Linked DNA regions of Homo sapiens: region 2 is linked to region 1. Evidence: chromatin contacts called from ENCODE Hi-C or POLR2A ChIA-PET data. All regions are on one chromosome and are shown on one strand. The core of a region is the stretch at or near the end of the contact, and the rest is flanking DNA. Distances in the headings are between cores, read along the strand shown.

Region 1 (3,554 bases), core at 598-3,097:
GTGGGAACACCCAGACCTTCCTGTTCAAATGCACAAAAGCACATTTTCGCTCCTCTCTGGTTTTTCAAATCCCTGATGCTGATCAGGAAAAAATGACTCTACAGTTTAAGGACTAAGGACTAGCTAGCTATTGGAACATCAAAGTCACAGTTATGCTCATTGAAATAGAATCTTACAGCTAAAAGAGGTCTCACCGGTGTAATTTTTTAATTTTTATTTATTTATTTTTTGAGACAAAGTCTCATGCTCGGTCACCCAGGCTGAAGTGCAGTGGTACGATCTTGGCTTACTGCAACCTCCGCCTCCCAGGCTCAAGCGATTCTCCCACCTCAGCCTCCCAAGGAGCTGGAACTACAGGCACGCGCCACTACGCTTGGCTAATTTTTGTGTTTTTTTGTAGAGACGGGGTTTTGCCATGTTGTCCAGGCTGATCTTGAATTCCTAGGCTCAAGTAATCCACCTGCCTTGGCCTCCCAAAGTGCTGGGGTTACAGGCATGAGCCACTGAGACTGACCAACAGGTGTAATTTACTCCTTTCATTTTATAGACAAGAAAACCAAATTTCAGATTGATTTACTTAAATATTGCCAGCTATTGACAATAGACTAGAAATACTCAGATCTCTGAACTAGTGTGATAATCTTTATATTACTGTGATGCCTCTATTTTTCTATAAACTGGATTTTCAACCAGCTTTTGTGCAGCATAGCTTTCTGAGGAAGGATTTGTCCCTGTGGTTTGAATGGACGGAAGCTGGAAGGAAAACCCCGTCACTTACTATGCAAAAGTCCAGCTGGTCTCTGTGACAGCTGGAGGACACAGGAACTCTGCCAGATCTATCTCAGCCACCTCACTTTATGAAGGATGCTTGACCTGTGGTTCAGTCATTTTCTAGGACAAAAGGCTGTTAACAAGATGTACAAGAGCTCTTGCTTTCAACGTTTGTGGAGCTCTCAGAAGCGCTGACTTACAGCAGACCAGCGTGAGGCTTAACTTAGGAATGAACCCTACCTTTTAAAACACAGTTTACTATTGATACCCTTTTTTTTTTTTTTTTTTTTTTTTTTTTTTTTTTTTTGAGACAGAGTCTTGCTCTGTCGCCCAGGCTGGAGTGCAGTAGTGCAATCTCGGCTCACTGCAACCTCCGCCTCTCGAGTTCAAGTGATCCTCCTGCCTCAGCCTCATGAGTAGCTGGGACTACAGGCACATGCCACCACACTGAGCTAATTTTCGTATTTTTAGTAGAGACAGGGTTTCGCCATATTGCCCAGGCTGGTCTCGAACTCCTGACCTCAGGGGATCCACCCGCCTTGGCCTCCCAAAGTGCTGGGATTACAGACATAAGCCACTAAGCCCAGCCACTACTGATAGACTTTTGAGGAGGTGAGAAGCCCAAATAAGGAGGCTTTGGATGAAAGTGGGCTGCCCGGGAGAGGATAGCATGAGTGTGCCTGTTTGTGTCTTCTGTTTTGTGTTCCATACCTCTGGAATTTTCATTCAGTAGGTCTGGGAATTTGTATTTTTAACCAGTTCCTTGCATGTTTGTTTGTTTGTTTTTGAGACAGGGTCTTGCTCTGTTGCCCCTGCTGGAGTGCAGTGGCACAATCACAGATCACCTCAGCCTCCACCTCCTGAGCTGAAGCGATCCTCCTGCCTCAGCCCCCGGAATAGCTGGGACCACAGGCATGTGCCACCACCACGCCAGGCTCAAGTTCCTGGCATGTTTCTGAAGCACTCTAGTGTTGGAGAACACTGAACTCTATGATCTGGGGTTGGGCCTAGCCTAATTTTCCTTTAAGTCATGGATGCTCTTACCCAGCATTTATCCAGCACACAGACTGTTTAATGTCACAGCCACAGCGCCACCTAGTGTATGTGTGACTTCCAAACGGCGTATTTTCTTAGAAACATTAGTCTGTGAACATTTCAAAACTCAACGGGTGGTATTTCTTTTCTGCCATGGACTCTCCAAGTGTATGCCAAGCCCTATGGGGGCAAGGGATTAAGGGCAGTTTTCTCTGATCTAGTTTGGTGAATTATATTCACAGTAACTCTGGGGAGTCTTGGGTTAACTGTGGGGGAGGGGCAATAATTTGACAAGGTTTGGGAATCCTTAAACTATAGAGTTTTCTCTAAGAGTACACAGTTAATTGCAAATAGATTGAATTATTTGACATAAGAACTTTAGACATTACTTCCAGGCCACATAGTTTTAGCAAGTAAGTGACTTTAAAATGAATCCATCTTTTCTCAGCAAAATTACCGGTTTTGCTTTAACTGCATATGAGGGGTTATTTTAGGTGGTTAGAACATAGTGGAAAATGAGGCCAGGCGCGGTGGCTCACACCTATAATCCCAGCACTTTGGGAGGCCGAGCCAGGTGGATCACTTGAGGTTAGGAGTTCGAGACCAGCCTGGCCAACATGGCAAAACCCCATCTCTACTAAAAATACAAAAATTAGCTGGATGTGGTGGTACGCGCTTGTAGTTCCAGCTACTGGGGAAGCTGAAGCAGGATAATCGCTTGCAGTGAGCTGAGATCACGCCACTGCACTCCAGCCTGGGTGACAGAGTGAGGCTCTGTCTCAAAAAAAAAAAAAAAAACCTAGTGGAAAAGAGTTTCAAAGCGTTTTGCGTGTCACTCAGACATGGCTGTGGGTGGCATTTTAGTTCTTATCGTAACCTGTGATCACAGTGTTGGCCTCATGGGAATTGGATGAGCATAATCATATCACTAGAAGTTCTTGGAAAATAAGTATCATTAACTGTGGGAGAGCAGTGATATTTTCACACTCTAAAAAGTATACATATCCTGTTGCTTAGTAATGCCGAGATCAGCATCTGTTTTGTTATTGTAGCTTGAAATATCATGAAAATGTAATTGGAGATGAAGGTGCTGATGGCATTTAGCAATTACTTAGAGGTTAGATTAGTGACATGGTAATGATAATTAGATTATATGCCTTTGAACAATTTCTATTCAGAGACTTTTGATATATGATATTATGAATAAGATAATGTTAGAAATTCCAAATTTTAGAACATTAATCCATCTCAATATTAATTTAAAAATAAATACACATACATACATACATACTTCTTTGGTCAGCCAGAATTTTTTTTTATTAGCCTTTTCCTCACATAACCAGCCAGTGTTAAAATAGATTTGATGTCATGAAGGTTGCAGCTTTTAGGCAGTATAATTTTTTTTCCTGGCATGCATAATTCTGTATTATGTACATGGTTTCATTCATCCTTTTATCCAGATGTCTGAATTGATGTAACCCAGCTGGATTTTATTGGAGTTTAGACCTAGAAGGGTAGAAGACAAATCTACCTTATCAAGGGTATAACATGCCTAACCTATTAGTCTTTCTATTCAAGTAACCTGACTTAATATCATTAAATGCTGGGTTGCTGTTGCTCCAGGAATACAGGATTGTGGCAGTTTGGTGGGGCAGGGAGGGGAGGTTGGAGTACCAGCAGAGGGTTTCATAGAGGGAACACCCCATGTAACAATAGAGAAAGAAGACTGAGTTGCTGGAGGGGCTTAG
Region 2 (3,554 bases), core at 580-3,079, 220 kb after region 1:
TCCTTGTGTCCCTGGCCACTCTGGAGCAGAGGTTAGCAGAGGTTCTCTGGAAAGGGCCAAGTGGTCTCTGAACTGCTCAACTCTGCTGTTGAACCTCAGAGGCAAGCGTAGATGAGATGTAAGAGAACAGGCCTGGCTGCTCCATTTCAGCTTTGCTTATGAAAACAGCCTGGCCTGGATCTGCCTACCCTCCTCCAGACCCTTGCTTCCCACCCCTCCTAGTGCTGACTCTTTGCTAGATGTCTTCAGAATAAGCTTCAAGTTTTCTTCACTGCAGCGTATTCTGCTGTTTTAGACCCCTGTCCGGGGCACAGCTTTGTGGTGGTGATCACCTGTGGGAGAGAACTTCAGAATCAGCTCCTAGAAAGAGTGATTCTGGGCAGCAGAAAGGACGGAGCCTAGAGCAGTTTCCAAAGTAGAATGAAGTGTAATTGCACACGTGGGACTCCAGTCCCTGCTTATCTTTACTTCTGAGAAGCATTACATACATTTGTTAATTATGCTACAAGAGAGGTAGTCTTAACTCATAAACTGAGCTGAAAGAAGTCTAGATTTTCACGTGTCATTGCTATTTTAAGACATCTCTTTTCACACATCATTTTGTTTTAACAAGTGTACCTGGGAAGTTAAGGATGGGTGCTCTTATTTCCATTATATTGCTTTGGGTTTTTCTCTAGAAGAGAGAGTATACAATTGCCAATTCAGAAGTGATTCTATATTGTTAGCACCACTTATAAGACTCCATTTGCCTGAAATGGAAAGGAAGAGTCCCATAAGGAGCTAGAATGGGGCCCCATGTGGTATGAGGGTCAGGGAGAGTCTGTAGCACTGACAGGTGTTTTGGCCTCTTCTGAATACCGCCTTGTTTTACCATGTTGCAGAATGGAACCATTGTAAGCCAAGAACAAGTTGGCCTTTAAACTGTTGTTAGCAAAGAAGCAGAAGCAGTCTTCTTTGAAATGACTTTCATTTTGGAAGGAACAGAGACAAGATGAATAAGAGCTTTCCCTGATGTTAAGTGTTTGTGGCCTTAGAGAGTGGTACAGAGTTTCCTATGTATCTGCATTGTGTACGTTTCTTGTTTTCTTAATTTTAGGGCCCTATTATTACTATGCTTTAGCTTAGCAATTGGGCTTTTCAATGGAAAAAGCGGTAGGAGGCTGGGCGCAGTGGCTGCGAGGCCGAGGCGGGAGGATCACTTGAGCTCAGGAGTTCGAGACTGGCCTGGGCAACATGGGCGAAACCTCATCTCAACTAAAAATAAAAAAGGAAATAGCCAGGGATGGTGGTGTGTGCCTGTAGTCCTAGCTACTTGGGAAGCTGAGGTGGGAGGATTGCTTGAGCCCAGAAGACGGAGGTTGCATGAGCTGAGATTGTGCCACTGCACTCCAGCCTGGGTGACAGAGTGAGGCCCTGTATGAAAATAGAAAAGAAAAAGCAGTAGGTTATTAGCATAAACTTGATAAGAGTTCATGCTGGTGTATCTTATTTTAAGGTGTAGATGTCTTTAATAAAGTTCATTTCATTAAATGAAGTTAATTACGTATTAATTGTAAAATAAAAATGTGTTTCTCTGGAAAACAAATTTGGCTGTATGATTTAAAATGATCATACTTAAGAGAATACCCATTGTTGTAAAGTCTGTATGAAAGGAAAAGTTCCCATTTATAGTTTTAGTTAAAACGATGACATAATTTGAAAGAACTTAGATTCATTGTTGCATTTTAAATAATAGCTTAAAAGTCCTAGTAAAGCAATAGTGAAAGTGTACCTGGGTATAACACATGGGCTGGCTAGAAATGTCACTTAGCCTGCATGACCCACAGAGTGTTGCCATAACTCCTGATGTGTAGGGCCCTGTTTGCGTTGGAGTGATGCAGATCTCTGAGGCAGTGCTGGTTGCCCTCCAAGGGCTTATGGTGGTGGTTGGAGAAATAGAACTAAATAAGGGAAAATTAGGTAACCTTGAATGCTAAGCTTAGAACTTTGAAGCAGAAGCAATGTGAGTCATTAAAAGGACATAAAATTAACTCACAGTTTATTAGCCATCTGCTGTGCATCAGGCTCATAGTGTGGTGGGAGAGATGGCTTTATAATTGAAAGGTAGTGAAATAATGAGACCGGAGACTCATACAAATTGCCTGGATAGGAGGTACTTTGTTGGGAGTTTAGGGTGGTCTACCTGCAAGACTTGATATTTGAAAATAGTTTTTAAAAACAAGTAGGAGTTTGCTTGTAGGATGAGAACTTTTTAGTTAAGGGAAAACTGTTTGAAATACTGAGATATGAAACAGCATGATGTATTTGGTGAGTAGAAGACATTTTCATGTTTGGAACATATAGAGTATGAGTAATGAATTTGGGAGTATGAATAAAGAAACTACTGGGGATGGCTACGGGACGGGCTATTGATGTGGTTTGTGTTATTTTCTCCCTTTATTTCATATACAGTCGTGTCACTTAATGAAGGTGGTATGTTCTAAGAAGTGCTTTCTGAGAAATGTCTCATTAAGTGATTTCGTCATTGTGTGAACATGAGAGAGTGTACTTACCCACAAATCTAGATGGTCTAACCTACTACACATGTAGGCTGCATAGTATAGCCTGTTGCTCCTAGGCTACAAACTTGTACAGCATCTGACTGGACTGAATACTTTAGGTAATTTGAACACAGTGGTTAAGAACTTGTATATCTAAACATCCCTAAACATGGAAAAGGTACAGTAACAATACGGTATAGAAGATAAAAAATAGTATGCCTGTTTACCATCTCCATGAATGGAGCTTGTAGGACTGGAAGTTGCTCTGGGTGAGTTAGCAAGTGGGTGGAGAGTGACTCTGAAGGCCTAGAACATTTGTGTATACTACCAGAGACTTTGCAAACAGTGTACACCTAGGCCACACTAAACTGATACAAAATATTTTTCTTCACTAATAAATTAATCTTAGCTTGCTGTAACATTTTTACTTTATAAACTTTAAATTTTTAAAACTTTTTGACTTTTGAAATAACAGTTATAACACAAACACATTGGATAGCTGTACAGAAATATTTTTTTCTTTATATCCATACTCTGTATGCTGTTTTCTGGTTTAAAATTTTTATTGTCTTTTTAAACTTTTTTGTTAAAAACAAGACACAAACACACACATTAGCCAGGCCTACACAGGGTCAGGATCATCAATATCACTGTCTTCCACCAGCACCTCTGTCCCACTCTGTAGAAAATGAAGTAGAGGTTCCTCTTCAAAGGGACTTTCCTCGCAGTCTAATTGGGAATAAATAGTAGCCTCTCTTAGAAGCAAAATTTACTCAAAGACCTGTGCTAATATTCTTAAATATCTGCTAGCCGTAATAAAGAAAGGAATATACTTTGTGTTCTTAGCCCCCATCTTTTAGGCTAGATATTTCCCCTGGCATACCTGTACAGGCCCAAGAAAGCATTAGGTCATAGCCTGTTCCTCTTCCTTATTTGGAGGTGTTTTTGCCTTTCTCAGCATTCCACAAGTTACTTCCTCCTTTCCTTTGTTCTCCTCTATGTATGTCTCTTTTG

Evidence for each region. Hi-C counts contacts between places; a loop is a spot of excess contacts on that map. ChIA-PET counts read pairs that join two places held with the same protein, here RNA polymerase II (POLR2A). Pooled maps may share reads with other maps.
Region 2: a loop to region 1 is called in a pooled map, with 6 times the contacts of the local background. The contact joins two enhancer-like sites. A Hi-C loop is called at or near these places in 7 of 50 pooled maps. POLR2A ChIA-PET finds 5 or more read pairs at or near these places in 2 of 52 experiments (AG04450 and activated naive CD4-positive, alpha-beta T cell).

Annotation. Positions count from the first base shown.
Region 1 is chr10:35,216,789-35,220,342 of GRCh38, forward strand. It overlaps LINC02634 (long intergenic non-protein coding RNA 2634), which reads right to left. Exons shown (of 3, transcript XR_930819.3): 3 at 3,101-3,312. Among named protein-coding and RNA genes, the nearest start is that of LINC02634, 26 kb to the right of the region's middle. RefSeq lists a silencer at 1,907-1,956. Within about 2 kb of position 1,848, at least 8 of the 41 ENCODE cell types and tissues checked have a DNase peak (open chromatin) inside an H3K27ac peak, as active enhancers do.
Region 2 is chr10:35,440,327-35,443,880 of GRCh38, forward strand. All of the region lies in intron 1 of CCNY (cyclin Y), which reads left to right. LOC124902410 (a long non-coding RNA gene) reads right to left here. Exons shown (of 2, transcript XR_007062112.1): 1 at 3,424-3,554; 2 at 3,085-3,269. Among named protein-coding and RNA genes, the nearest start is that of CCNY, 110 kb to the left of the region's middle. Within about 2 kb of position 1,830, at least 2 of the 41 ENCODE cell types and tissues checked have a DNase peak (open chromatin) inside an H3K27ac peak, as active enhancers do.